2 separate regions of the Homo sapiens genome follow, and region 1 is linked to region 2. The links are chromatin loops, found by intact Hi-C in ENCODE. Cell type or tissue: ascending aorta. All regions are shown on one strand. Each heading gives the region's core, and the rest is flanking DNA. Links, peaks and the distances in the headings are about the cores only. Region 1 holds the start of LOC124903662 (a long non-coding RNA gene). Region 2 holds the start of TRL-TAG3-1 (tRNA-Leu (anticodon TAG) 3-1).

Region 1 (15,290 bases), core at 2,738-10,737, 690 kb after region 2:
TGTGCTTGCCCAGGGACATCTGTATGTCTGGCCCAAAGCGGGGGCCTTGTGCTCTGCAGAGACTGGACATCAAAATTGAGCCATTATAAGCAGACCATCCTGGCCAGGCACGGTGGCTCACTCCGGTAATCCCAACACTTTGGGAGGCCAAGGTTGGTGGATCGCCTGAGGTCAGGAGTTCGAGACCAGCCCGGCCAACATGGTGAACCCTTGTCTCAACTAAAAATACAAAAATTAGGTGGGCGTGGTGGCAGGTGTCGGTAATCCCAGCTACTGAGGCAGGAGGCTGAGGCAGGAGGCAGGAGAATCACTTGATCCCCGGAGGCAGAGGCTGCAGCTACTCGGGAAGTAGAGGTGAGAGAATGGCTTGAACTCAGGAGGTGGAGGTTGCAGTGAGCCAAGATCGCACCATTGCACTCCAGCCTGGGCGACAAGAGGGAGACTTCGTCTCAAAAAAAAAAGGAAACACTGCCTTTGCTTCCCTGCCCTGGAACTGCTTCATTTTCCTTGGGGTTTCCGGACCATTTTGACCTCTCTCTGTGGCCAGCAATGGTGGGGAGGCGGGTGGATCTGGAGCCGGCATGGGCAGGCTCAGCATTCCAGCCCATTCTGGGGTGAGGTTGGCCTTGGGTGAGGACAGGGGTCACTGGGTCAGACATTCATTTTCTGGAGCCCAGGGCGGTGACGTGTCCATCAGGGAAGCACGCGCCTGTGCTGGGGGGTGCTCCCTGGACCAGCAGCGCCGGCCTCCCTGGGACCTTGTTCTGTGCAGATGTGTTGTCTCCCTCTCCCCCGACCTGCCTGATCAGAAGCTCTGGGTTTCCATCCCACTCCCCCACCACTGCTTTTACAAGTCCCCCCAGGGGATGACACGGGAGATGGTGGAGGCTGTCTATCAGTGGATAAGGTGGGGGCTGTCTATCAGTGGAGAAGGTGGGGGCTGTCTATCAGTGGAGAAGGTGGGGGCTGTCTGTCAGTGGAGATGGTGGGGGCTATCTGTCAGTGGAGATGGTGGGGGCTGTCTGTCGGTGGAGATGGTGGGGGCTGTCTGTCGGTGGAGATGGTGGGGGCTGTCTGTCGGTGGAGATGGTGGGGGCTGTCTGTCGGTGGAGAAGGTGGAAGCTTGTACTCAGAGCAGGGGATATTTAGACTTGAAGGGGCCAGGGAGGAAGGTACTGGTTCTACTAAGCCCCATGTTCACTGGGCAGCCACTAAGTTAGGGACCGTGTGTGTACCGAGTGGATTCCGACAAAGAAGCTGTCTCAGGAGCCCCAGCCAGCTGCAGAGGGGGGCCCAAGCTCCAAGGCTGGGTGTCAGGTTTGCCAGGTGCTGGCTCCGCTAGGGGCCGCAGGCTGCGCTGGGCGGGACTGGGCTGGGCTGGTACCTGTGCCCGGTGTCAGGCCAGCTGTAGTTGCAGCGGTCAGCTGCCGCTCTCTGGCCCTGTGCGAACTGCTGTGCCAGGTGCACCCTGGGGGACCAGGCTGCCTGGGCTTCCTGGAACTGGTGAAGCTGCCGCCACTTCCTCTATGCTCTCTCCAGCAGGCAATTCTGGGTAAACGATCTTCATTTGCCTATAAAGCTGCACAGCTCACAGGCCTTGGACCGTTTCTGCCCCAGCCCCAGCATTGGCCCTTTGGACAGACTCTGAAACCGTGCGCAGAACGCACCCTGTCATTACAAATGACTCCTGGAGGCAGTCCCCGGGGGCCTGGCAGGAGCACCTGTGTTTCTGTGGGGTCTGAAAATGACAGACCAATCGCTTGAACCCGGGAGGCGGAAGTTGCAGTGAGCCGAGATCGAGACATTGCCCTCCAGCCTGGGCAACAAGAGCAAAACTCCATCTCAAAAAAAAAAAAAAAAATCTTCACAAATATAATTTGTAATGGCTGCAGAAAATTTCAGCTCTGAATGTACTGCATCCTAATCAGTTTCCTATTGTTGAGCATTAGTATAGTTTCCAGGTGTTTTGTTTTTGTTTTGCTATTAATAAGTAAAACTGAGATGAATACTTCTGTATCAATCTTGATCCTTATTTTAGATAATTTCCATTTCATTCCTCCCATTTCTTGAGTGCTTCCTATGGTCAGGTGCTGTGCTGTGTGCTGAGTATGGAGGAGGTAGGCTGAGATAGATGTGACCTTTGCTCTTGCAAAGCTGATATACTAAGGGTTGGACAGATGCTAAATGTGCAAAGAAACCCAATACTTGCAGATGGTGCTGGGTACTACCAAGGAAAGAAATAGGGTATATGACAGAGTACCTGGAAAGGGCACTGGCCAGCTTTTATGGGCAGGGAGGTCAAAGCAAACCTGTCTGGAGATGAGACAGGCCAGGAAAATCAGGGCAGGGGCCAGAGTAGGGCAAATGTGGTGCCTAGAGCCTCATTTTTTTTTTTAGACGGATTCTCGCCCTGTTGCCCAGGCTGGAGTGCAATGGCAGGATCTCGGCCCACTGCAACCTCTGCCTCCCAGGTTCAAGCAATTCTCCTGCCCCAGCTTCCTGAGTAGCTGGGATTACAGTACAGCCTCAAATTTAAGGAGGGACTCACTCACAGGATTGTGCAAATGCAAAGTTGGCTTTTGCATGACCCTGGGAGTAGGTGCCTCCTTAAATTTTGCACCCTCAGCAACTCCATCACCTGTCACTTTGCTAGTCCCAACCCTGATGGGAACAAATGCAGGGAAGGCATTCCAGATGGCGGGAACAGCAAGTACAAAAATCCAGAGGCCAGAAAGGCCTGGTGTGTTTCAGGAACAGAAACTCGGCTCCCATGACTGAAATGGAGTAGGGAAATCCTAATGGAGCCAGAGAGGCAGAACCACCAACAGGAAGAAGAAAAAAATGTTGGAAGTTATGAGAGTTGCTCACGTTTGATTCATTTGATTTATTTTATTGAAATGGAGTCTCACTCTGTTGCCCAGGCTGGAGTGTAGTGGCACGATCTAGGCTCACTGCAACCTCCACCTCCTAGGCTTAAGTGATTCTCTCATCTCAGCCTCCCAAAGTGCTGGGATTACAGGCGTGAGCCACCATGCCCCACCTGAAGCAATTTCTTTGTTGTCTTTTTTTTTTTTAACTTCTCTCATAGAAATAATTAACCCTCAAAAACACTCAGTGTTGACAAAGGGTGGTGTGAGGACACAGAAAGTATCACACTATCATTGGCAGAAACTTCCTGGAAAGCAACTTAACAGTCTGTATCCAAAGACTTAAAATCATTAACAGCCTTTTCCCCAATAACTCCACTTCTCGGAATCTATCCTAAGGAAATCTGCCACAGCCAGAGTGATTTTTTCCGTCCCCTTAAGAAATGGTCTCATCCTGTTGCCCAGGCTGGAGTGCAGAGGCACCATTATGGCTCACCACAGCCTGAAACTCGTGGGCTCAAGCGATTCTCCCACCTCAGCCTCCCAAGTAATTGGGATCACAGGCATGCCTCCACATCCATATGCCTAGTTGGATAATATTTTGACCAATAAAGAAAAAGAGGGCCAGGCGCGGTGGCTCACGCCTGTAATCCCATCACTTTGGGAGGCCGAGGCGGGCGGATCACGAGGTCAGGAGATTGAGACCATCCTGGCTAACACGGTGAAACCCCGTCTCCACTAAAAATACAAAAAAACAAAATTAGCCGGGCTTGGTGGCGGGCGCCTGTAATCCCAGCTACTCGGGAGGCTGAGGCGGGAGAATGGCTTAAACCCGGGAGGCAGAGCTTGCAGTGAGCCGAGATTGCGCCACTGCACTCTAGCCTGGGCGACAGAGCGAGACTCCTTCTCAAAAAATAATAATAATAAAATAAAAAAATAAAAAAGAAAAAGAAAGGTAGTACCAGAGATTGTGTCCAGTTGCTCAAGCAATTTCTAACTTGTCTAATTTTAAAAATTTTTAAATTTTTATACAAAATTAGCCGGGCATGGTGGCATGTGTCTGTAATCTTAGCTACTTGGGAGGCTGAGGCAGGAGACTCACTTGAACCTGGAAGGCAGAGGTTGCAGTGAGCTGAAATCACACCATTGCACTCCAGCCTGGGCCACAAGAGTGAAACTCCGTCTGAAAAAAAAAATTTAATATTTTTTTTGTAGAGATGGGGGTCTCACTATGTTGCTCAGGCTGGCCTATAACTCCCAGGCTCAAGGATCTTCCAGTCTCAGCCTCCCATCACTGGAATTACAGGCATGAATCACTTCATCTAAATGATTTTTTTTTTTTTTTTTGAGACAGTCTTGCTCTGTCACCCAGGCCGGAGTTCAGTGGCACGATCTCGGCTCACTACAACCTCTGGCTCCTGGGTTCAAGCAATCCTCATGCCTCAGCTTCCCCAAATAGCTGGGACTACAGGCGTGCGCCACCATGCCTGGTTAATTTTTGTATTTTTTTGTAGAGACGGGGTTTCACCATATTTGTCAGGCTGGTCTCTTGACCTCAAGTGATCCACCCACCTCGGCCTCCCAAAGTGCTGGGATTACAGGAGTCAGCCATCCATGGTGCCCCGCGTTTTCTCTTTCTTCTTCTCCCTCCCTCCCTACCCTCCGCAGCCCAGCCTGGAGTGCAGTGGCAGGATCATAGGTCACTGCAGCCTCCACCCGCTGGACTCAAGTCATCCTCCTGCCTCACCCTCCTGAGTTCCTGGGACCACAGGCACGCGCTACCACGCCGGGTAATTTTTGTAATTTTTGTAGTCCCCATCATTTAGAACTGGCAAGATCCTCCCTTAGTGAGGGATTGGTGGCCATAAGCAAGGAGCCCAAGGTGGAGGGGATATGCATGTGTGTGGAGGTGTCAACTCCTCGTAATCTTCAAGTACTTTTGGTAACAATTTTTAATTGCACAAGCGATATATAAAGACGTTTTCTTTGCAACATAAAATGATAGGTTAAGACTCCTTATGCAGATAAGGTTTAGGCACTTGTTTAAGGAGCATCCTGGCCCACCTTTTAAAAAATGTGTATGCATTCACGTTATGCATCAGATGCTTTAGGGAATTTTTTTCCCTGGGGCATGGGGCATGTCATGGGGTAGACAGTCAGGTACGTCTCCTCTACCCAGCTGATTCTCTTTTTTTTTGGAGATGGAGTCTTGCTCTGTCGCCCAGGCTGGAGTGCAGTGGAGCGATCTCTGCTCACTGGGAGCTCCGCCTCCCGGGTTTACGCTATTCTCCTGCCTCAGCCTCCGGAGTAGCTGGGACTACAGGCGCCCGCCACCACGCCCGGCTAATTTTTTGTATTTTTAGTAGAGACGGGGTTTCACTGTGTTAGCCAGGATGGTCTCGATCTCCTGACCTCGAGATCTGCCCGCCTCGGCCTCCCAAAGTGCTGGGATTACAGGTGTGATCCACCGCGCCCGGCCTTCTCTCTTTCTTTTCTCCTTTTCTTTCCTTTCCTCCCTCCTTTCCTTCCTTCCTCCCTCCCTCCTTCCCTCCCTCCCTCGTTTCCTTCCTTCCTTCCTTTTTCTTCCCTCCCTGCTTTCTCTCTCTCTCTCTCTTATATTTTTTTGAGACAGAGTTTCACTCTTGTTCTCCAGGCTGGACTGCAATGGTCTGATCTTGGCTCACTGCAACCTCGGCCTATTGGGTTCAAGCGATTCCCCTGCCTCAGCCTCCCAAGTAGCTGGGATTACAGGCGCCCTCCACCATGCCCGGCTAATTTTTGTATTTTTAGTAGAGGCGGGGTTTCTCCATGTTGGCCAGGCTGGTCTGGAACTCCTCACCTCAGATGATCCGCCCACCTCGGCCTCCCAAAGTGCTGGGATTACAGGCGTGACCCACCGCGCCTAGCCCCCAGCTTCTTTCACCAGCAGAAGGCGGGCAAGCCTCAGGGTGAGAGGACTTCAAAGCACATTTCACATTGCAGAGGACAGGGTTTGGTGGTCGTGGGTACTCCCTTCCCTTCCATCGTTTAGTTTTTTTCATTGGGAAGAAATGGTAAAAGGTGCTAGGACTCGATGGGCACATTTCAGGTGGAGGTTGGGAAGGTGGATATCCACCTGTCGATCTGACTATTTTCACTTTCCACCCCGCCCCGTAGAAAGTGGGAAAACTGGCACACGTGAATCCAAGGGCGCGCCTGTGTGCGCGCGCACCCCAGGGCAACAGCCCGCCCCCCCCCCCCCCCCCCACCGCAGGTCCTTGATTGGACGCCTGTTTACACCTGACTGCCTGGCCCTCCGGTGCTTTCCGGGAAGCATTTGGGAGAAAAGTGTGTGGCCGCAGTAGTGGAGATCCCGTCTTAGGATTCGTCACCGCTACGCCCAGACCTCTTCGCCGTCCAAGAGCCTGGGGCCGTGGGGGGCGGGGCGGCCTGCTATCGGCCCCGCCCCGCCGACAGGACCCGCCTCTCTCCGCAGGCACGGCGGGGCCGACCCCGCCTCTCGCTCCCAGCATGCCGTGCGACAGCGGCGGCGCGGCGAGCGGAGCCGGGAGGCGGGGAAGCAGTGGCCGTGTGAGCGTGAGGAGCTGCCGCCACCGCCTGTTCCTCGTCGTCCTCCTCCTCGGGGGCCCCGGCGACGTGGGCCGCGCAGGGCCCTGGAAGAGACGTCGCCTCCCCTTCATCCGCCTCTCTCTCACCGCGCCGCTCCCGCCTCCTCGTCCTGTGCTGCGGGCTCAGGCGGAACCCGAAACGGTCGTCCTCTTCCCCCGCCCGCCGCCGCCTCCTCCTCCTCCTCCTTCTCGGCTTCCTTCTCAGCCCCGGGCCGGAGCGGGGTGTTGGCGGCGGCCGGTTCGGGTGGCGACTCGCGCTTCTCTGGGCGGCGGCGCTTGGCCATATCGTGTCGGGGAAGGTAATGAGCCGCAGAGCCCCGGGGTCTCGGCTGAGCGGCGGCGGCGGCGGCGGCGGCGGCGGCGGCACCAACGGCACCAACTATTCGCGGAGCTGGAATGACTGGCAACCCAGGTGGGTGACCGGCCCGGGACCCCGCCCCGACCTCCCGGGCTCCGCCTCGGGCGGGCGGAGGCCTAGGGCCGCGGGGCTGGGAGGCGCGGCCTAGGCCCTCCACCCCCGGGAGCCGGGCGCGGCTTCCTGGGTCTCCTCCGCCCCGGCTGGGGGAGGAAGGCCGCGGGGAGGCGAGGCCTAAGTGCCTCTCCCCTCCCTGCTTGTTCAGCCCGGGGCTGAAGCCGAGACCCGGGGCTCCCGGCGGTGGCACTGGCCTAGGGTCGGGACCAGGAGGTGAGAAAGAGGCGGGGGTGGGGGGGCGGGGGGCATTCCACTTACCGCTTCCCCCTGACCCCGAGTTGGGAGATTCTGAGAGTACAGGACCCTCCCTGTTACTCATTCACTTTCTCGGTTCCCCAGTCTTTCAGCCGCCACGTGAGAGCTCTTCTAACCTCTGTTCCTTTCTGTGACCCCCACGTGGTAATATTGAAAAAACCAAAACAAAACTCCAGCTAAGGCATTGCTCTGACTTTAGGCAGAACATTCATTAGTGGAGCGTGAGATGAGATTGTGTGACTGTTGATGGGATCGACCTACTCTGGTCTTGGGCGATGGAAGTTTTCCCTAAGTGCAAGGCCGGTTACTCTGGTGAATCGTAATTCATACCTGGACACTTGAGTGAACTCTGGGCACCCACTTAGAAGTCTAGAGAATTTCCTCTTTTATGGAGGATTTGATGTCAGACCGTTTTGGGGCTTAGTTAGATTTGAATATATTAGGAACATTAACTTTTTAAATAAATGTAATTTCCTGTCTTTTTGATCAATGGGGGGAGGGCAGCTGTGCCTAATTTAGGATTGATTTATTCTAACCTCTCTTACTAAATAAATGCTTGTATTCAGAGTCTGTTTGGAATTTAACCCAATGCTTAGAACTCCTTAAATATACAGAAATATATTTTAGGGGTAATTGATTCATGGAACTCTCCTACTTTGGAGCACAATTGTATTATAATTGTCCGGAAACTGGCCAGATAATGTAGAACGCACAAGTTGTTGAGAAGCCCTTTTGTTTCCTGATAGTTACATGTAATTCCAGCAGTATTTGGAAATAATTTGCTAAGATGTTAGAATGTAACATTTGAAGACTCGTTAGAAAAATCAATAAAATTATCTTTGGCTAATGGGTAGTACACATCTTAGTCTGTTTAATATGCCTTTCCAAAAAAAACTGTGTCTGTTGAGAATTGGTGTATATAACTAGATGACTTTAATAATTAGTGCCTGAGTCTAGAATTGAGATGTTTAGTCGTAAAAAAAAATATTGTTCGATAAACAGCGTTGACTTGTCTTGTACCACTTAAGAGTTTGTGAGTGCTTTAAATAAAATTAGTTGATTAAGTATTTTTTTTCCTATGATTGACATGCTTAGTTTTGCCTTTTTATTGAAATGTGTGAAATTTGATTTTCTGGCATCTAACAAATTAGGTGGTAAATGAATGACAATGGATTTTCTATTATTTTTCAGTATTGTGATCAGTATAAGTATATAAGAGAATTTAGTAACCTTTTAGAAGAATAAAGTGCCCTTCCCAAATAGTCCTACAGCTTTTGGAAAAGTGTAAATTGTAGTTTGTAGTTCTAAATAAATAGAGAAGAGTCGCAGCCACGTGCTAGGGCCAGCTGACTTCATTGCTGACAGGTATGAAGCCAAATGGCTTATGTAGTTATGGAATATGTACATGAGCTATTAATAAATATTATCCATGTTGTTTCTTTCAAGTGCTTTATTTCTTGGCTCTGGGGAGGGGCGATGGGGGAAGGGAGGAGCTTACAAGAAAGCTTGCAAGGTTTCTTTGAAGCTGTGCTTTTTGTAGGAAAGTTTCAGGATGTAACGCCTTGGTAGACGATACTGTGATACATTTGGTTACAGGCAATAACAGTTTGTTAGGATGTTGGAAAAATTTGATTTTCTCCTGTTGTAGAGGGAACAGGGAAGTGTGGACATACCCCATAGCATAACTTGATTTGTTGCTAAGATTGTCATAGCTGATTTGTTAGTCAATAAAAATACCTGGGGTGTTTGCCAAGTCATAAATTTTTATTAGTTAAATTTGAGGTGATTCTGTCCCCTATTCAGAAAGATGACAGACTCCAGGTAACTGACGGAACAGATCTTGATCTTGCTTCTTGCTTAAATGAAGGTTTAGAACATCTTCAGATGCAGGCACATTTATTATTGTTCATCTGAATAATTTTGGTGAAAATTTTTTTGCCTCTTATGTACCATTTTGTCCCTGGTGTTTTGGTTCTGTTTTCCTTGATGTAGGCTTTTTTTTTTTTTTTTTTTTTGTCTTCCTGAGATGGAGTCTTGCTCTGTCTCCCAGGCTGGAGTGCAGTGGTGTAATCTCGACTCACTGCAGCCCCTGCCTCCCGGTTACAGGGAAAAATTCTCCTGCCTCAGCCTCCTGAGTAGCTGGGATTACAGGCGTCCAGCTAATTTTTGTATTTTTAGTAGAGACGAGATTCCACCATGTTGGCCGGCCTGTTCTCGGACTCCTGACTCAGGTGATCCGCCTGCTTTGGCCTCCCAAAGTGCTGGGATTACAGGTGTAAGTCATCGCACTCAGCCGATTTAGGCTTTTGAAAAAGCAATACTTGTTGATTTCTTTTAGTGTTAGTTTGCCAGTTGGTGTGGAAAATGACTGTTGAGACAATTTTGACCACACATGATACTTCACACATACTGACAGGAAGTGTTCCAGGTGGCTGAATATGTGAATGTCATATGGCAAGAGAGCAAACCCGTGTTCCATAGAAGCATACCTCCAACAGTAAGCATTTATATGGCACTGGCTTATAGTCTTCCTTTTCATTCACTGTGCTCTCAGTCAACTCTTCTGTCAATTTTTTTGAGACGGTCTTGCTGTGTCACCCAGGCTGGAGTGCAGCGGCACAGATACTTGGCTTACTGCAGTCTCGACCTCCCAGGCTCAAGCCTCCTGCCTCAGCATCCACAAGTAGCTGGGGCTACAGGCGCTTGCCAACAGCCCGGCTCATTTTTGTATTTTTTGTAGAGATGGGGTTTTCACCACGTTGCCCAGGCTGGTCTTGAACCCCTGAACGCAAGCAATCTGCCCACCTTCAGCCTCCCAAAGTGTTGAGATTACAGGTGTGAGCCACTGCACCCGACATTTAAGAATGGTTAAGCAGGCCGGGGGCAGTGGCTCACGCCTGTAATCCCAGCACTTTGGGAGGCTGAGGTGGGTGGATCACCTGAGGTCAGGAGTTCGAGACCAGCCTGGCCAACCGACATGGTGAAACCCCCGTCTCTACTAAAAAAAAATAAATAAATAAATTAGCGGGATGTGGTGGTGCATGCCTGTAATCCCAGTTACTCGGGAGGCTGAGGCAGGAGAATCACTTGAACCTGAGAGGCAGAGGTTGTAGTGAGCGACATCACACCACTGCACTCCAGCCTGGGCAGCAGAGCAAGACTCCTTCTCAAAAAAAATAAAAAGTTAAAAAAAGAATGGTTAAACAAATGAGTGTTTTAGGTCAGTTGTATTATTTGAAATCTGTGGGTTCCTCAAGCGTAAAGTTGAGAAGGTTTTGGGAACCACTGGATGCCTCTGGTTTTTTTCATATGAAGAAACAGGGGTGGTGGCTTCTTAGAACAAAGGGATATCTGACCTATGGAGGTGGCCCTCTTTACTCCTCTTCCCTAAAAAAATGACCTATCATTGCCAATAGCTAAAGTCTGTCATTTTTTCCACCTTAGTTTGGAAGATAATCTTCTAGTATCAATCAAGACAGAGATCAGAATGATGTGTTTTAAAATTAAATGTGTAATTCATAATTGTACATTTTAATATTCTAAAGTGACATTGATTAATTTGACATTGGAGTCAAATAGATTGATTAATTCAACAAAGAAGAGAAGGCATTCAAGTCAACAGAAAACAAGTAGATTTTACTTCTCCACTCGGGGTATTAGGACATTAATTGTGTAATTGGTCTTACTTGTTTAGTAGTAGATCTATATTGAGTGTCTTACTGTGCCCAAACTTAGGATCTTTCTATATTTCTAAAAGGATGAAACTGTATAATAAAAACACCTTCCAATTTTGGTAGATTGTAGACAGATCAGAGTATTCAAAAGTACACACATCTTCTCTATTGTGAAAGACCAAAAAATGGAAATGTGTTGTGAAATTAGAAAAGCTGTATACTAGTATGTCTGATGTTGTGAGAAGCTGGATTTTTGAAACCAGAGTTGTCTATTCAGCCTTTTATCAGTCTGTACTAAGTTTGATGTCCATAGGTACATAATATAGGGAGATACATAAAGGATAAAATTAAGTGAAGTTACATATTTTATACCTATTAGGTAGGTGCAAAAGTAATTGCGGTTTTGGCAAAAACCGCAGTTACTTCCACACCAGTCTAATATTAAATGGAACTAGAGTCAAATAGAATTTAGCGATTGCCAGTTCTGTTCCACAGATTTCAAAGTACACTAAGGAAAATTTCAGCAAATTGTGTATGGCTGTTTTACTTGGGGGAGAGTAAAACAGCCATAATAAACTAAAAAATAAAAATTAAAACTAAAGGAACATTTGTTTTTATGTTTTTCTTTTCTTTTCTTTCCTCTTTTTTGAGATATGCTCTTGCTCTGTTGCCCAGGCTGGAGTGCAGTGGTGCAATCACTGCTCACTGCAGCCTTGACTTCCTGGGCTCTGGGAATCCTCCCGCCTTAGCCTCCTGAGTAGCTGGGACCACAGGTGCATACCACCACACCTGGCTAATTTATTTTTCCTCTCTCTCTCTCTTTTTTTTTTGAGACAGAGCTTTACTTTGTCGCCCAGGCTGGAGTATAGTGGCACAATCTCAGCTCACTTGCAACCTCCGCCTCCTGGTTCAAGTGATTCTCCTGTCTCAGCCTCCCAAGTAGCTGGGAATACAGGTGCATGCCACTATGCCCGGCTAATTTTTGTGTTTTTAGTGGAGATGGGATTTCACCATGTTGGCCAGGCTGGTCTTGAACTGCTGACCTCAGGTGATCCACCCGCTTCGGCCTCCCAAAGTGCTGGGATTACAGGCGTGAGCCACCACGCCTGGCTTCCTCTCTCTTTTTCTGAAACAGAGTCTCGCTCCATTGCCCAGGTTGGAGTGCAGTGGAACCATCTCAGCTCACTGCAGCCTCCACCTCCCAGGCTCAATAAGTCCTCCTACCTCACCCTCCCAATAGCTGGGACCACAGGTGCATGTTACCACCCCCAGCTACTTTATTTTTTTTTTGTTTTCTGTAGAGACGGGGTTTTGCCATGCTGCCTGGGCTGGTCTTGAATACCTAGGCTCAAGTGATCCTTCCTCCTTGGCCTCCCAAAGTGCCAGGATTACAGGTGTGACCCACCATGCTTGGCACGCTAATTTTTTATTTTTACTTTTTTGTAGAGATGGGGCCTCCCCATGTTGCCCATGCTGGTGTCAAACTCCTACTCCATTATGAAATAAGTCATTCCTTATGAAACACTTAGTAATTGTATCTTTAAGTTGAACCTTCCCCTCACCCCAACTTTTTTTTTTTTTTTTTTTTTTTTTTTTTTTTTGAGACAGAGTTTTGCTCTTGTTGTCCAGGCTGGAGCGCAATGGTGCAATCTCGGCTCACTGCATCCTCCGCCTCCCAGGTACAAGCTGTTTTCCTGTCTCAGCCTCCCAAGTAGATCAGATTACAGGCATGTGCCACCACACCCGGCTAATTTTTTTATATTTAGTAGAGATGGGGTTTCACCATGTTAGGCTGGTCGTGAACTCCTGACCTCAGGTGATCCACCTGCCTCGGCCTCCCAAAGTGCTGGGATTACAGGTGTGTGCCACTGCACCCCGCCTTTTTTTTTAAAGACATAGTTTCACTCTGTCTCCCAGGGTGGAGTGCAGTGGCACAATCTTGGCTCAGTACAACCTCCACCTCCTGGGTTCAAGTGATTCATGTGCCTCTGCCTCCCGAGTAGCTGGGACTACAGGCGCATGTCACCAGGCCCGTCTAATTTTTGTATTAGAGACAGGGTTTCGCCATGTTGGCCAGGCTGGTCTCGAACTCCTGACCTCGAGTTCCCACCTTGGCTTCTCAAAGTGCTGGGATTACAGAAGTGAGACACCGTGCCTGGACCCGCCAACCCATTTTGTTTTGATTCCTTTATAAATTAGTATAATGGAAGGTTTTTTTGTTTGTTTTTTATAACAGGTAATGAAATACTCTAATTCAGTAAATATTGATGCTTCTGGGGAGATGTGTGTGTGTGTGTGTGTGTATGTGTGTGTGTGTGTGTGTGTGTATGTATATAATAAATTTTTTTTTTTTTTTTTAGGATGGAGTGTCACTCTGTCGCCCAGGCTAGAGTGCAGTGGTGCAATCTCGGCTCACTGCCAGCTCCACCTCCTGGGTTCACGCCATTCTCCTGCCTCAGCCTCCCGAGTAGCTGGGATTGCAGGTGCCCGCCACCACGCCTGGCTAATTTTTTGTATTTTTAGTAGAGATAGGGTTTCACCGTGTTAGCCAGGATGGTCTCGATCTCCTGACCTCGTGATCCGCCCGCCTCGGCCTCCCAAAGTGCTGGGATTACAGGTGAGAGCCACTGTGCCCGGCGAAGCAGCGTCTCTTTTTAAGGTTGTAAGGTAGCTTGGGTTAGAAATAAAGGCAGAGAGCCACTCCATACCTGTAGTTCTAGCTACTGGGGAGGCTAAGACCAGAGGAATCTCTTGAGCCCAGGAGTTCAAGGCTGCAGTGAGCTGTAATCACACACTGCACTACAACGTGGGCAACATAGAGTGAGACCTAATAAATAAATAAATAAATAAATAAACAAATAAATGCAAGGAGAAAGTCAGGAACTTGGTGCATTTAGGTGTACAATTAGTTGGCATAAACAATTTTTTTTTTTGAGATGGAGTTTCTCTCTTGTTGCCCAGGCTGGAGTGCAGTGGGGCAGTCTCGGCTCACTGAAACCTCTGCCTCCTGGGTTCAAGTGATTCTCCTGCCTCAGCCTCCCGAGTAGCTGGGATTACAGGTGCCCGCCACCACGGCCAGCTAATTTTTGTATTTTTAACAGATGGGGTTTTGCCATATTGGCCAGGCTGACCTTGAACTCCTGACCTCAAGTGATCCGTCCACCTCAGCCTCCCAAAGTGCTGGGATTACAGGCGTGAGCCACTATGCCAGCCAAGAATTTTTAAAAAAGGAGTTTCATTCAGCCCACCTCATTCCTCTGCAGGGCACCTGTGTGCAGGGCAAAACTGCTCAACCCTACTCAGAAGCCCTGTGAAAGCTGCTGAAAGGATGAGCAGATTGAGGCCTGAACTGTATCTTGGATTTAGCAGCCTGGAGGTCATAATGGATTTTGCCAAGAGTGATGGGGCAGAAATTGGACCAGTGTGTGTTAAGGAGCTAGAAGAAGTGAAGAAATGGGAGAGGGGAATCTAGACAACTTTAGTTTGGCTGCAGCAAGTAAAGGCAGATTGTTTGATGGAGGGACATGTGGGATTGATGGAGTTTTTCCTTTTTATATGTTTTTGTATTTTTCAATGGAATACATTAGAAAGTGTTGCATGTTTATGGGGGGGATTTAGTTCAGTGGGAAAAGTATTTGAAAAGTTACAGTAAGGTGGAAGTAGATGGAATCCTCAGTAAGGTCTAGAATCGGGTACAGGTATTTTATGGTATCTTCCTCACCCCACCCCGAGACGGAGTTTCGCTCTTATTATTGCCCAGGCTCTGGAGTGCAGTGGTGCAGTCTTGGCTCACTGCAACCTCCACCTCCTGGGTTCAAGCGATTCTCCTGCCTCAGTCTCCCATGTAGCTGAGATTACAGGTGCGCACCACCACACCCAGCTAATTTTTGTATTTTTAGTAGAGATGAGGTTTCACCATTTTGGCCAGGCTGGTGTCCAACTCCTGACATCAAGTGATCCACCCGCCTTGGCCTCCCAAAGTGCGGGGATTACAGGCGTGAGCCACTGTGCCCAGCTGGTACCTTTTTTCTTGTTGGTGAAGTAGAATGTGTGTATGGGGAGGGGAGGTGATAGGATATTTTGGAATTTGAAGAGAATGGGAATGTCTGGATAGTGCATGTATAGAATGGGAAGTAAACACTGGAGGACCTGGGAGTGTGGTGCTTATTGATGGATCGTTGGGTTTATCCAGGATTGGGGTTTTGCCAGATGGGTGTGATGAGAATCTTAAGAGTTAAGGGTATAGGCAAGAGTGTTGTTGAAATGATACACAATGAAATCTAAGCTGGTTAAAGAAGTGAAGAAGGGGCCGGGCACGTTGGCTCACGCCTGTAATTCCAACACTTTGGGAGGCCGAGGCGGGTGGATCCCTTGAGGTCAGGAGTTCGAGACCAGCCTGGCCAACATGGTGAAA
Region 2 (15,290 bases), core at 2,581-10,580:
GAATGGAAAGCAGTTTGGCAATTCTTAAAAAAAATTAAACATGAAGTTACCGTATAACCCAGCAATTCAAATCCTAGCAGAAATGAAAACATATGTCCACACAAAAACTTATACAAAATGTTCATGGGAATATTATTCATAATAGGCAAAAGGTGAAAACAATCCAAATGACTGATGAATGCATAATTAAAATGCAGTAGGCCAGGCGGTGGCTTATGCCTGTAATCCCAGCACTTTGAGAGGCCGAGGCGGGCGGATCACTTGAGGCCAGGCTGGTCTTGAACTCCTGGCAACAACGTGGTGAAACTCCGTCTCTATTAAAAATACAAAAATTAGCCAGGTGTGATGGCATGTGCCTGAAATCCCAGCTACTCGGGAGGCTGAGGCAGGAGAATCACTTGAACCTGGGAGGCAGAGGTTGCAGTGAGCCGAGGTCACACCACTGCACTCCAGCCTGGGCGACAGAGCGAGACTCCATCTCAAAAAAGAAAAGAAGGCAGTAGATTCATACAATGAAATACTATTTGGCAACAAAAAGGAATGAAGTGCTGATACATGCTACAACACGGACGAACCTTAAAAAATATGCTATGTGAAAAGAGCCAGACACAAAAGACAACATACTATGTGATTTCATTTATATCAGTGAATAGGACAATCGATCCATAAAGAGAGAAGTAGATTAGTGGTTGCCAGGGGCTGGGAAGGGAGCTTGGGGAGAGGGGGAGTGACTATTAATAGTTGTAGGGTTTCTTCTTTGGGGTGATGAAAATGTCCTAAAATTGATTGTGCTGATGGTTGCACAATTCTGTGAATACACTAAAAACCACTGAATTATACTTTTTTAATGGGTGTATGGGCCAGGCGCGGTAGCTCACACCTGTAATCCCAGCACTTTGGGACGCCGAGGTAGGTGGATCACTTGAGCCCAGGAGTTGTAGACTAGTCTGGGCAACATGGCAAAACCCCGTCTCTGCTAAAAATACAAAAATTAGCCAGGTGTGGTGGTGGATGCCTGTAGTCCCAGCTACTTGGGAGGCTGAGGCAAGAGACTCGCTTGAACTTGGGAGGTGGAGGTTGCAGTGAGCTGAGATCATACCACTGCACTCCAGCCTGGGTGACAGAGCAAGACTCTGTCTCAAAAAAAAAAAAAAAAAAGTGTGTGAATTATATCAGCAATTATAACAGCAATAAAGCTGTCACAAAACAAAACAAAAAAGACTCATGGTGTTTCCATCTCACCATGGTGATAGAGCCCCAGGTCTTACAGTCACAGTCACGTGGCTGTTCCCAACTGCAACAAGACAGGTGTAATCCTCCCATCTGCTCAGGGTGGGGCTGAAGAGCTGCACTGGCCGCAGGCACCACAGGAAGGGTCTGGTTTCCAAACTGTTAACTGCCCAAATTCCCTGTGCACAGTGGGCTTGGGTTGTGTGTTTCACCTCTTTGGCTCAGAGGTCCTGGGCCTACTAGGTATGAGAAATGCCCAACACAGAGCCATCTGGATGGCCCACCTGTAGCTACTGAAAGACTTAAGGAAGTGATGAGACACCACTCGTCTTGTATTTATTTAATTTAGTTAATTTATTTGTGTATTTGTTTTGAGACAGAGTCTTGCTCTGTCACCCAGGCTGGAGTGCAGTGGCACAATCTTGGTTCACTGCAGCCTCCACCTCTCAGGTTCAAGCAATTCTCCTGCCTCAGCCTTCCAAGTAGCTGGGTTACAGGCACCTGCCACCAAGCGCAGCTAATTTTTGGTATTTTTAGTATAGACGGGGTTTTACCATGTTGGCCAGGCTGGTCTTGAACTCCTGCTTCAGGTGATCTACCTGCCTTGGCCTCCCAAAGTGCCGGGGATTATAGGCATGAGCCACCACACTCGACCCCCACTCTTCTTTTAGATCGCATGTTCCTCTCCTACCCTGTGTAAAGCCAGCCCCAGGATGAGAGTGGGACACATCAGGGCTTCGAGTTTTCATTCACCTATATATTTGCACAGGAAAAGATCTGGAAAGTACTTTCTTTCTTCTTTTTTTTTCTTTAAGATGGAGTTTCACTCTTGTTGCCCAGGCTGGAATGCAGTGGCGCAGTTTCAGCCTACTGCAACATCTGCCTCCAGGGTTCAAGCAATTCTCCCGCCTCAACCTCCCAAGTATCTGAGATTACAGGCGTCCGCCACTACACCCAGCTAATTTTTGTATTGTAGTAGAGATGGGGTTTCACCATGTTGGTCAGGCTGGTCTCAAACTCCTGACCTCAAGTGATCTGCCTGCCTCAGCCTCCCAAAGTGCTGGGATTACAGGTGTGAGCCACCATGCCCGGCTTTTTCTCTTTTTCTTTTCTTTTTCTTTTTTTTTTTTTTTTTTGAGACAATCTGGCTCTGTCACCCAGGCTGGAGGTCAGTGGCATGATCTTGGCTCACTGTAACCTCCGCCTCCTGGATTCAAGCGATTCTCCTGCCTCAGCCTCCCAAGAAGCTGGAACTACAGGAGGGCGCCACCATGCCCAGCTAATTTTTGTATTTTTAATAGAGATGGGGTTTTGCCATGTTGGCCAGTCTGGTCTCAAACTCCTGACCTCAGTGACCTCAGGTGATCCGCCTGCCTCAGCTTCCCAAAGTGCTGGGATCACAGGCGTGAGCCACTGTGCCCAGCCCAAACTGGTACTCTTCATAATGGTTACTTCTGAGCTGTGGGATTCGGTTGTGAAGGAGGGCTGTGGTGAGGGAGAGAATTTCCCTGTTAACTTGATGCCTGTGATTTGACTTTTTTCTTTTTTTTATCTTATTCTTTTGATTTGACATTAAAAAAAAATGTACAACGAGCATGCATTACATTACAATTTTTTTTCTTTTTTTTTTGAGACAGAGTCTCACTCTGTCGCCCAGGCTGGAGTGCAGTGGCGCAGTCTCAGCTCGCTGCAACCTCTGCCTCCCAGGCTCAAGCAATTCTCCTGCCTTAGCCTTCCGAGTAGCTGGGGCTACAGGTGCCTGCCACCATACCTGGCTAATTTTTGTATTTTTAGTAGAGACAGGGTTTCACCTTGTTGGTCAGCCTGGTCTCGAACTCCTGACCTCAGGTGATCCACCAGCCTCGGCCTCCCAAATTGCTGGGACTATAGGCGTGAGCCACCGTGCCCGGCCTATATTACAAATTTTAAAAAGACAAAACCCAGGTCCCTTACCAAAGTATTGACAGAGTTTAACTGGGTGGAGACATGAAAAGATATTTTTTTATTTGTGCTTTTCCTTTCTTCGCTTGAGTTTCAACAAGGAAAATGGGTTACTTTTGCAAAAGTTATTTTTAAATGTCACATAGAAAAATAAAAAATAAAAAACCAAACATAGCCCGGCTGCTCTGGCGCCTGTGGCCTCCCCACCCTTGCCTGGCTGTGGCTGGGCTTTGCATGGGCTTTGCATATGAGCTGCCCTGGCAGCGTCACCCTTGAAGGCATGAATCACCAGAGACGCCTCGTCAGCAGGACTGTGGGAGGCCAGCAGGGCGACGGGGCCTGGAGAAATGCAGGGTGGAGCAGAGGAACTGGCGGCCTTGCGTCCAACACTGGATTTTATTTTATTTTTTAAATGGAGTCTTGCTTTGTGCCCAGGCTGGAGTGCAGTGGCACGATCTCTGCTCACCGCAACCTCCGCCTCCTGGGTTCAAGTGATTCTCCTGCCTCAGGCTCTTGAGTAGCTGGGATTACAGGAGTGTGCCACCACGCCCGGCTAATTTTTGTATTTTTAGTGGAGACGGAGTTTCACCATGTTGACAGGCTGGTCTCAAACTCCTGACCTCAGGTGATCTGCCCGCCTCGGCCTCCCAAAGTGCTGGGATCACAGGCATGAGCCACCGCGTCTGGCTCCACCACTGGATTTTTATTCTGTTACAGAAGCAACTCCAGCACAAGGGTTCTAAGCAACTCCAGAAACAGCTCTCATCCCCCTCCCCGAGCCCGCAAGGCCTGCTTTTTGCCTGATGAGGCCTAGTAGGTGCAGGACAGGTATTGACTTGCATTAAATGATCAGAGACAGAGTTAGGGGACATGATGCTGTTGGCAGATGGACTAACTGCCAGAAGATGCTTTGAGCAATTGTAGGGGAATTTACCTAAAGAGGACGCTGCTTCCTTCTTGTGGCCACAGAGGGCAAGTCACAAGTCACAAAATAACTTTTGCAAAAGTAATGGGTGTTCCTCGCTGAAACTCAAGTCCAGACAAAAGTTCTCTGAGCCCTTATATTGGGCAGCTCCAGCTGAAAGCATCTGTCTCTGACTCTTAAGTTCATGTGGCAAGATGGAGTGGACTTAACCAAGAATGCAAAACTATTTTTTTTCAAGGAATATTCCTGCTGCCAACAGTGTTCTAGGTCCTGAGGATACAGCAGTGGATGAACAAGACACCATCACCTGCCTTCCTGGAGTTGACCTCCTAGCAGGGCCCAGTATCATCCTGGGAGAGACCCCCTACTTGAAACAGGGTGTTTGGAGAGATGTGTGTGGAATACCACCAAGTGGCCAGTGCCTGTATAAGAACCCTTGTGGTGGCTGGGCCACGGTGGCTCACTCCTGTAATCCCAGCACTTTGGGAGGCTGAGGCCGGTGGGTCACCTGAGGTCAAGGAGTTTGAGACCAGCCTGGCCAACATGGCAAAACCCCGTCTCTACTGAAAATACAAAAAAACAAAAACAATTAGCTGGGCTTGGTGACGGGTGCCTGTCATCCCAGCTACTCGGGAGGCTGAGGCATGAGAATTGCTTGAACCTGGGAGGCGGAGGTTGCAGTAAGCCAAGATCATGCCATTGCACTCCAGCCTGGGCGACAAGAACGAAACTCTGTCTTAAAACAAAACAAAACAAAACAGAAGAAAACAAAAACCAAAAAGAACCCTTGTGGTGGGAACCCTTGAGATACCAGGAGAGAACAAAGTCATCACCGTCACCCTTCTCATATGTGCCAGAGATTCATCTAAATGCTTGGCACATGTTTAGACACAAGATCTCTCTCTGTCACCCAGGCTAGAGTGCAGTGGTATGATCATAGCTCACTGTAGCCTCAAACTCCTGGCCTCAAGCAATCCTCCCACCTCAACCTCCCAAAGGGATGGGATTACTGGCGTGAGCCACCATACCTGGCCAAATTACCACATTTAATCTGTATTGACTTTATCCTCTGATATAACCGGAGCAGTGCCTGACACATTGTAGGTGCTCATGAAACATTTGCAGAATGAATGAGTTTAATCCTCACAGCAAATCCTGTGGGGTAGATACTATCATTATCACTCCATTACAGGGATGAGCAACTGAGGCCCAGAGAGAAGTGACTTTTCCAAGATCACACAGCTCATGGGAGTTTAGACTGTGTCATTCCCAAGCCCATGGGTTTACCCACTTGATTAGTTTCTTATTGCTGCTGTAACAAATTAACACAAATTTAGTGGCTTAAAGCAACACAGATTTATAGTGGTACTGTTCTGGAAGTCGGAAACGCTAACATCAAGGTGTCAGACACCTTGTGTTCCCTTTTTGGTGCCTCTAGGGGTGAATCAATTTCCTTACCTTTTCCAGCCTCTAGAGACTGCCGACATTCTGTAGCTTGTGGCTACATCACTGGGACCTCTGTTTTCACCCTCATACCTCCTTGAATTCCTGCCTCTTTCTTTTTCTTTTCTGAGATGGAATCTCGCTCTGTCGCTCAGGCTGGAGTGCGGTTGCGCGATCTCAGCTCACTGCAACCTCCGCCTCCTGGGTTCAGGTGCTTCTCCTGCCTCAGCCTCCCGAATAGCTGGGATTACAGGCACATGCCACCATGCCTGGCTAATTTTTTGTATTTTTAGTAGAGATGACATTTCACCACGTTGGCCAGGCTGGCCTCGAACTCCTGACCTCCAGCAATTTGCCCACCTCAACCTCCCAAAGTGCTGGGATTACAGGCATGAGCCATCGCGCCTGGCTACCTGTTTCTTTCTTATAAGGACTTTTGTGATTATATTGGGACCACCTGGATAATCCAGGCTCCTCTCCCCATCAGAAGATCCTTAATTTAATCACAACTGCAAAAGTCCCTTTTGCCACGGAAGGTAACATATTTACACGTTCAAGTGTGGGCATCTTTAGGGGTCATTATACAGACTGCCACTCCCACTTACCCAACTGTCTCTACAACCTTGGATTTTTGTTTGCCATTTTCCTTAAACGTGCAAGGAAATAGACAACCCTATGTGATTGTGAAATTAGGAAAATGCATACTGAAAAGATGGGAAACTCCTGAAAGAGAAGGAAGGGGGAATAGAACTTGGGGACATCAAAGGAGACTTGAATTTTATCTAGAGTGTTAATTTTAATTTTAATTTAAACAATTTCAGGCCAGGCGCGGTGGCTCACGTCTGTAATCCCAGCCCTTTGGGAGGCCGAGGCGGGCGGATCACCTGAGGTCAGGAGTTCGAGACCAGCCTGACCAATATGATGAAACCCCGTCTCTACTAAAAATGCAAAAATTAGCCGGGCGTTGGTGGCATGCGACTGTAATCCCAGCTACTTGGGAGGCTGAGACAGGAGAATCGCTTGAACCTGGAAGATGGAGGTTGCAGTGAGCCGAGATCGCGCCATTGCACTCCAGCCTGGGCAACAGGAGCGAAACTCAGTCTCAGGAAAAAAAAAAAAAAAAAAATTGAAGCGAATATGCAAAATGTTAGTAATAATTCGAGATGATAGGAAATGGAATTTTGCTAGGTTATACTCTATATTTATTGCTTTTTTTTTTTTTTTCTAAAAGCACTAAAATCCTCTGCACGTACGAACAAACGTCTTGGGAGGCTGTGGAATGCCGGCTGGCTGGGGCACCCGAGGCTAGTTACTTAGCATCTCTATTTTCCTCCTCTGTAAAATGGGTCGCACAGCTTATGAAAGCTTAATAGTTTTTGATATGTTAGGAGCCCACACATGCAAAGAATCTGCAACAACGTTCAATGGTTTTCCTCCCTGAACTCTTGATTCTTACATCGCGAGGGCAAGGGCTAGGACATGAGGCCACTCAGGGCTACAGAGGGGCCTTGAACTGGACAGAGCGTCTGCACCTTGGGGACCCAACATACAAACTGGGGCTCCACGCAAGATCCCGGCCCACCCGGGAGGAAGCGGCAGCACGGGAGCGCCCCTACGTGGCTGTAGGCAGGATCACGCCCAAGGAAAACTCAAAATCAAATCCAAACACACTTGTGAGGATTTAATATTAAAAATATTAATTTTTGATATGTAGGCACTCTTCATTTTAATAGTGCGTTCCTAGTGTGTTTACTGCTGCTGATCGCGAGAGCACTGTGACTCCAAGTCTCCGTGAGCAACGCAGGAGACAGCGGTTCTATATTGAGCATGCGCAAACTTTGAGGGCGGGGCGCCTCCGTCATCACACTAATATGCCGGCATAGGAAGCCCTACGATCGGGAGGTAGCGTGGCCGAGTGGTCTAAGGCGCTGGATTTAGGCTCCAGTCATTTCGATGGCGTGGGTTCGAATCCCACCGCTGCCACACCTCAGAAGGTCTCACTTTTCTATCCATAAACCATCTCTTTATGTAGTCCTTTGCCAACTTCTCTTCCTTTTTTCTCCTTTCTGATGTATTTCTTTTTTAAAGCTTTAGATTGCTTATAATGGATTTTTTTTAATGGAAGGGGGAAGGGAAGAGAAAAGGCAGAAACTGCAGTGCAGGCTCTTTCACTGTCTAGCCCAATACACAAACCTCTCTTTCACCTACCCATCCAGCTCCCTCAAAACAAAACAAAAAAACAAAACACATCTCCCCATTTCCAGGGGAAAGCATCTGAGCTAGCTTGAAAAGTTCCCAACAGCCTGTCTGGGTCTTCCTGGGGTTAGTTGGGGGTGGTTGTAATCATGACCTGAGTTAGGGACGGGGGTCCCTTTCTGGCCTGCTCCGTGTACTTTAGAGGGCTCCAGGGACCCCATAAACCTCTGTTGTCAGGTGACCCTGGAGTAGTAGGGGTCTGGCCCTATGTGGGGGTGCCAACCTTGAGGTCTCTGCTTCATTGATTCACCTCTTACTTGGTTTTCAGGCTTGATTTAGGGGCCTTCATTTATAAACAGTTGTTGAGCTGTTTATGAAGGGCCTACTATGTGCCAGAAACCGTGCTCGTCCTGAGGCTGTGGTGGTGTACAAGGCAGGCATGTTTTTGAACCCATCGACTTTGCAGACATTGTCATTTTAATTAATTACACCTGTGAGGAGTGTTAGGCAGTACAGCATGCTAACCTGGCCCCTGAGAAGCAAGGAAGTGACATTTAGCTGGGGCCTGAAATTGAGATTAGCCAAGTGAAGGCGTGGGAGGGGATTTCCAAGAGGGAACTCCTAAAGAGCCTGGTAAGGCTGAGACGCTGTGAAGGTAATTCAGGGCAGCTGCACAGAGAGTGGAGGTGGAGTATTGGCAATAGGTGAGGCGAAGAGACAGGCAAAGAGGGCCATGAATGCCGAGTTAAGGCTTTGAACTTGGTCCCTTCCCAAGGGCAATGGGAAACCATGGAAGGCTTTTGAGCTAGAGAGTGGCATGTTCCAATTTGGAATTTAGAAAGTTCACTGGTTGGGCACGGTGGCTCACACCTGTAATTCCAGCACTTTGGGAGGCTGAGGCGGGTGGGTCACCTGAGGTTAGGAGTTTGAGACCAGCCTGGCCAACACGGTGAAACCCCGTCTCTACCAAAAATACAAAATTTAGCTGGGCATGGTGGTACGCACCTGTAATCCCAGCTATTTGGGAGGCTGAGACAGGAGAATTGCTTGAACCTGGGAGGCGGAGGTTGCAGTGAGCCGAGATCGCACCACTGCACTCCAGTCTGGGCGATTGAGTGAAACTCCGTGTCAAAAAAAAGAGAAAGAAACAAAGAAACAAAGAAAGAAAAGAAAGTTCCCGCTGGCAGCAGGGACAGGAGGTCCCATTCAATGCCTATTGCAATTGTCTAGGAGAAAGGACAGTGGTTTGTACCACAATAGTGGCCGGGTGCGGGACAGAAGGAGTGAGTCAGGGAGACATTTTAGAGATAGATTTGACAGAATCCACAGATGAGCATGTCGAGAAGAAGAGGATCACGTCAAAAGTGACGCCCAGGATTTGGGCTTGGGTCATTGGATGGCTGGTGGTGCCTCTCCTCTCCTGGGAGGGAACACAAGATAGATGGAAAGCAGGTTTGTGGGAGATGATGACTTCAGTTTGATTTTCATTGAGCTGGAGATTCTTGTGGGATATGGGGTTGAGTAGGAGGTTGGACATAGATTTCTGGAGGTCAAGAGAGCACTCCAAGGAAATGATACAGATTTGGGAGGTATTAGAGACTGAGGCCATGGGAAGGGATGAACTCATCCAGAAAGATCCCACAGAGGGAGAAGAGGGGCCAAGACAGAGACCCGAGAGACATCATCTTAAAGGGAGGGCAGTGGAAGAAAAGCCAGTGAAAGAGATGCGAAAGAGACGGGAAAGGACTGGCCAGCAATATACGTGGAAAACAGGTGTGGTTTCATAGAGACCAAGAAATGCGGATCAAGAAGGAGGGGGCAGTCAACTATGCTGAACACAGCTAAGATAATTGGCAAAATAAAGACGGAAAAATATCTATTAAGATTTATGGACAAGATCATTGATGATCTGAAAGCCATTTTGGAATGGGTTGAGGAGAAGAAATGGAAACATAAGTATGGTCAATTCATCACAAAATTTGATTTTGAAAAGGAGGAGCAAAAGGAACAGTTGTGGGAGGGAAAATGGGGGAATCAAAGGAGGATTTTTTTAAATTTTAAAGATGGGGTCTCACCCTGTTGCCCAGGCTGGAGTGTAGTGGTGCAATCATAGCTTACTGCAGACTCAAACTCCTGGACTCAAGTGATTCTCTTGCCTCAGCCTCCTGGGTGCCACCACACCTGGCTAATTAAAAAAAATTTTTTTTTATGTAGAAGCAGGGTTCTCACCAAATCGCCCAGGGTGGTTTTGAACTCCCGACCTCAAGCAATCCTCCAGCCTTAGCCTCCCAAAATGTTGGGATTACAGGTGTGAGCCACTGTGCCCTGCTGGGAAGATATTTTCAAGATGAGAGAGACTTGAGGATGTTTTAGATGCCTGGCATTGGGTTTACAACTGGGAATAGCTTCAGCACCCATAATGGAAAGCCTATGAGTTTGTCTTGATAATCCCTTCAGATCGACTATGTCACCTTGGGCTGCCCACTGTGACAATTCTGTTTTCTGCATTTGCGATGCTTCTCTTTAGCGTCTCCAAGTAAGCTAGAACCTCCTACTTGCCCTTTCAGAACCTCATGGAGGCTAGTGGTCTGGGCAGTCTCAAAAATTCTTACAGTGATTCAGTTTTCCTGTTGGGTGGGGATGCCACCTCCTTTTCCATTGGATAAAGATGCTTGAAAGGAAAAAAGCTTTTTTGACATAGCGATCCATGTTGTCCCCATGCCCAGGGTTTACACATTCTGCTTCCAGAGTGTTAGGAAATAGATGAGTTGGAGAAATCCAGAAAACAAATAAATTGATTCTTGGCTTTTGGATTTTCAAAAGTAGGTTTGGCACTAGTCAAAAGATCTAGAAAATAACGTGAGCAGTGTGAGATTGTTTTTCCTGCTCGAAGAACAGATTTCCCAGGATTAGCAGGGAGAAGAAAGAGAGGAAGGAAGTGAGTTTGGATGTAAACATGTTATCGAGAGGAAAGGAAGCCCCAGGACCGCCAGCTTCAAATGGTCCGAGGTTTGCGGCTCTGAGAGAACGAGACCAGAGTTCAACCGCAAGCCTTGGCATGGCCAGAGTGTAGAAGAGTAGAAGTTACCACGTGTTGTGTTTAGGCCAGTGGCGGCTTAGGCGGTGCTCCTCCAAATTCCCCCAGCTGTAGAGCAGAAACCCCCACCCTCCTCTGCTCTTTGGAATGAGACAAAGCCCCAGTTTTCGTCATCTATAAAAGGAGAGTAATAAACCCTATTTAAGAGTAGCTGTAAGAATTAAATAAGATCACATAGATGAAAGCTCTTTTACACTGTCAAGCATTAAACAGACATAGGATTATTATTCTTTCAAAAATTATATACACACATAAAATTCAGCCTAGCAGAGAGGAGCATACATTTTTTTTTAGCTCCTTCCCAAACTGCTCACCTTGTTCAGCAGAGTGGGACACACACTGCGGTGGCCATGTTGGTTCTGATGAGCCCTTTCGATCCCATCCACCTCAGGCTTGTGGTGCTTTTCTTCTCTGCCAGTCCCACGTGTGCATATTATGATCTATACATGGTTGTATTTACACACTGATGTCTTGGTACTTACAACTGATAACTGATACCAAGATGATAGGAGGCGAAGTTTCTGTGGAGAGCAGGGCTAGATAAAGAAGTTTCGTGACCTTAAACTTTAAAGATTATGGTGATTACCACTACCTCTAATTAATAAATAGAAACAGTACTAAATCATAAAATATAACCAACTAAACTCTATTTTTCCCATTATAGCTTTATTGGTACTTCATCGAGACATCCAATTATTTTAAGAGTTTTTTTTTTTAAATTTTTCATGCTCTTTCTGGTACTAAAACCTGTGCTTACTATGCTGTCATCCTCAGACAGGAACCCAAAAAGGCCAAGTCGGGCTCGGCAGAAGCTTGAGTCTCGGTTTTTCCCCAAACCCTGGCTGTCAACACACAGATCTGTGTGAATGAGAAGCCCAGAACATTGGGTCGGGGTGGATCGAATGCAATGTTACCAGACAGAGCAGCAGCCGACGGCGCAAACTCATACCAACGTCACCCGAGCCTGCGTTAGCCCATAGCGACGCGGCAGCCTGGTTCCGGGGAGAACCTACCCGGGAGGCGGAGCTGGAAAGGGGTGAAGCCAGAGAGGGAGGGGGCGGGGCCAGGACTCAATTACACGCGAGAAGGGCGGGACCGGGTCCAGAGGCAGGAGCAAGGACAGACCCAAAAGGAGAAGCCAAAGGGTGGGCTCAAGCGCGCGGGGAGGACCAGAAAGGGGGCGAAACCAGAATGAGGGAGAATCTGGGGGTGGGCCGGGACTGGGCAGGGACTAGGAGAAGGTCCAGAAGGCGGAGGAAGCTGTGAGCCTTGGCCCATATCAGAAACCGGACAGGCCGGAGGGAGGAAAAAAGGGGCAGGGCCAGGGCCTGGAGGGAGGGTCATGGACGTAGGAAAGATTCAGGGGGCGGGACAGAGGCGTGACCAGGACTCAGAAGGCGTGCCCAAACATGGAAGGGCGGGAAGGGGCGTGGCTATGACATGAAGGCGGGGTTAGGCCTGGAGAGCGGCTCAGGACTAGGCTCTGAAGTCAGGGGGCGGGGAAGAGGCGTGCCCAAGCCGTGAAGCAGGGGCGGGGTTATAAAACGGGGGCGGGGCTAGGTCTGGAGGTCTGCTCAGGGGCTAGGCCAGGAAATCAGTGAGCGGGGAAGAAGGCGTGCCCAATTTGAAGGGCGGGTCAAGGGCGTGGTCAAAACATGGAAAGAGACTCGGGGCTACGCGTCTGGGCCGACCAGGGACGTGGCCAGGATTCAGGGGGCGGAGCAGGAGCGTGCCCACTTCGGAGGGCGGGGCGGGACAGGACAGGGGCGGGGCCAAAACACAGGAAGGGCGCAAGGCAAGGTCTGGGAGTAGATAGGGGCGTGGCCAGAAGTCGGCGGTCCGGGCTAGGTCTGGAGAGCGGCTCGGGGGCGTGACCAGGATTCAAGGGGCGGAGCGGAGGCGCGCTCAAACCCAGAAGGCGGGGCAGGGGCTGGTACAAGCCCAGGGAGCCGGGCGTGGGCGAGGGTGCAGCGGGGCCGACCCTAGCGGGCGGCGGACGGCGGACGGTCACAGGCGCTCCACGGCGGCGTGCAGAGGCTGCAGGCCTAGGAAGTGCAGGGCCAGGGCGAGCAAGCCGAGGAACAGCAGCAGCCTGAGCAGCAGGCGCAGGAGGGTCCGCGCCGTGGAGCCGCGGGGCCGCCGGGTCGTGGACTGCACGTATAGCTCCACGGCGTCGGCGAACCTAAACTTATCCGGCGCGTAGCCGAGCTGGGCGCGGGCCTTGGCTATCTGGAAGGTGTGCGTCACGGCCACGCTGCGCACCTGCGGGGACAGGCGGGGCATCCGAGGGCGGGCCTCGTGGGAGGAGGACATCCTCTACTTCGTTGTTTACGGAAAGGGAAAAGAGAGGGCAGGGATTTCCCCTCCATTACATAGTGATTTAAAAGGACCCGAGTGCAGCGTCTTGCTCCTGCGATGCCCTCATTAGAGAGGTCTTCCTTTCTTCCTTACATGTTCATTTTTATTGGAGGGTGCCGCCTTTGCGTCGCCCCCTCCAGCCCCGCTGAATTCGCACCCTATTTAACTCCTTGGTCCCTAAGAAGCAAAGGTCTCACCCCTACACTCATCTTCCCGGCCTAGCACGGTGCTGGGACTCAGGAGGCCCTTGATACATTCTTAGGCATCCGCTAGGAGAAGGTGAACGCCTGCCAGAAACATCTGCAGGAAACGACCTTGGCTTCCTGCCCCCAACCCCAGACCAACTGTGACCAGGAGGGCCCCAGTCGCAGCCTTCATGCCCTCGCTTATTAACTAAGCTTCCCTAAGAGAGGAATTCGATTATGCAGAACTGATTGCTCTCCAGGGTCTAAGCTGTGTTTCCCCTGCTGCCAGATGGCTTGGGGCCCACTGGTTTGAAGGGTAGTAATGATAGCTATCAGCAGTTAAGGAACACACACCCTGCATTTGGCCTGGACTAAATCCTTTCTATGCCCTACCTCATTTAATCCTCTCAGGTGGTACTAGCACTATCTGTTCTGTGCATACTTGGAAAAAGGTCAGAGAGGTTGAGTGACTTGCCTGGGGTCGCACAGGGGAGCCAGGTTCTAGCCTAATTTCTTCTCTGCTGTGCTGGCACCTGGAGATGTTCTCCCACCTGACTCATTTCTTCCTCTCTTTTTCCTCAGCCGGACCCTGGGGAAGAATCCACCAGCTGCTGGATTCTCCCATGGCATTGAAACAGCCCCTGGGGTCAAACCTGTGGTCTTGGATGCTTAATGGGGGGTGAGGAGAGAGGCCAGTATTTGTCCCTTTTTTTCCTAGTCAGTAAGTGCAGGGCTTTGGGGAGCACAGGAGTTGAGTTACGCTAGATAAGCAGGGTCCCTAATACACCTAGATGTCTCTAGATGTCACCTCTGGGAAGCTTTCTCTGACTTCCTCAGAGTTGGCTGAGGCGCCCCTTCTGTGTGCACTGGAGTTTCTCGCGATTTTCCCAAGAATGGCTCTAATTACAGTGTTGAGTTGCCTGGTTAGTGGGCTGTCTTCCCCTTTGAACTAGGAGCTCCCTAAGGGCAAGGACTATGTCTTCTTGCCTCCGTTGCTCAGCACAGTGCCTGGTAACATTTATGTTAAATGCATAAAAGGCTATAAAGTCAAACTGGAGGGCTGGTTGATGTGTCACAGATTGACCAGCAGAGGGTACCCGAGCCACAGCCAAGGAACTTCCACAGTTAAGGACATTGCCCCTGAGCTGAACAAGGAAATCCCCAAGTTAAACAAGAGGGAGAGGAGCCAAGTCCCTGCCTGACCACAATTCAGCTGCACCCTGGCAGCTATTTTATGTGGATGTGATTCCTGATGCATTTTCACAAGCTAATGGTTAAGCTTGAAATCACTGAGGTCTGGGTTCAAATCCCAGCTCTACCATTTAAGTGAGTGATCACGGGCAGGTTATTTCACTGTGTGTCTCATTTCCTCCTCTCTAAATGGAGAGGACAATGTTGTCTACAACTCAGTTAAATGAGATAAAGCACAGTGCCTGGCATACTGTCACAACTCAAGAGATTGTCAGTATCATCTTATTCTCTCCTCCACTGATCCGGATGGCTCAAAGGAGAAGCCATAGGTGACTACTTCTTTCTGTGGCCCATTCTCCACTCTCCCCCTCTGACTCCCCTTGTTAAAGAGCACTGAACATGGAGTCTGAAGCCAATTCCAGTATGGTGTGGCCTTGGACAAATAATTTTCCTAGTGCTCAATTTTTCATCATAAAATGGAGATCACGATTTTTTTTTGACCTTTTTAACTTAGCAGGGCATCAGAGACAATAAAACGAGAGTGGACTGGAAGTAATTTTTTTTTTTTTTTTAGATGGAGTCTTGTGCTGTCACCCAGGCTGGAGTACAATGGTGTGGTCTCAGCACACTGCAACCTCCACCTTCCAGGTTCAAGCGACTCTTCTGCCTCAGCATCCCGAGTAGCTGGGACTACAGGTATGTGCCACCACACCCAGCTAATTTT

The links. Peaks named below come from ENCODE experiments on the same cell type or tissue, not always from the same donor. Only the 100,000 strongest peaks of a DNase experiment are listed, where the experiment ranks them.
Region 1: a loop joins it to region 2, with 9 times the contacts of the local background. A loop is called at or near these places in 4 of 110 quality-filtered maps.

The regions. Positions count from the first base shown.
Region 1 is chr16:21,493,374-21,508,663 of GRCh38, reverse strand. LOC124903662 (a long non-coding RNA gene) reads right to left here and starts at 6,353. Exons shown (of 2, transcript XR_007065024.1): 1 at 6,147-6,353. It overlaps MIR3680-1 (microRNA 3680-1), which reads left to right and starts at 2,529; the gene lies at 2,529-2,615. It also overlaps the pseudogene SMG1P3. RefSeq lists enhancers at 5,649-6,165, 6,166-6,681, 6,682-7,198 and silencers at 6,154-6,503, 6,524-6,573, 6,684-6,733, 6,824-7,133. In ascending aorta, for the core only: no CTCF peak of the experiment used is centred there; DNase peaks (open chromatin) are centred at 4,523, 6,323 and 6,963; H3K4me3 peaks cover 1,678 bases; H3K27ac peaks cover 2,199 bases.
Region 2 is chr16:22,187,943-22,203,232 of GRCh38, reverse strand. It overlaps TRL-TAG3-1 (tRNA-Leu (anticodon TAG) 3-1), which reads left to right and starts at 7,441; the gene lies at 7,441-7,522. SDR42E2 (short chain dehydrogenase/reductase family 42E, member 2) reads right to left here. Exons shown (of 13, transcript NM_001394319.2): 13 at 11,482-13,094. The coding sequence ends at 12,840. LOC124903666 (a long non-coding RNA gene) reads left to right here and starts at 15,221. Exons shown (of 2, transcript XR_007065028.1): 1 at 15,221-15,262. RefSeq lists silencers at 6,976-7,055, 12,627-12,726, 12,867-12,916, 13,007-13,096 and enhancers at 7,806-7,935, 11,527-11,586, 12,087-12,166, 12,422-12,921. In ascending aorta, for the core only: a CTCF peak has its summit at 7,185; DNase peaks (open chromatin) are centred at 3,432, 3,853, 7,402 and 10,372; H3K4me3 peaks cover 1,232 bases; H3K27ac peaks cover 7,295 bases.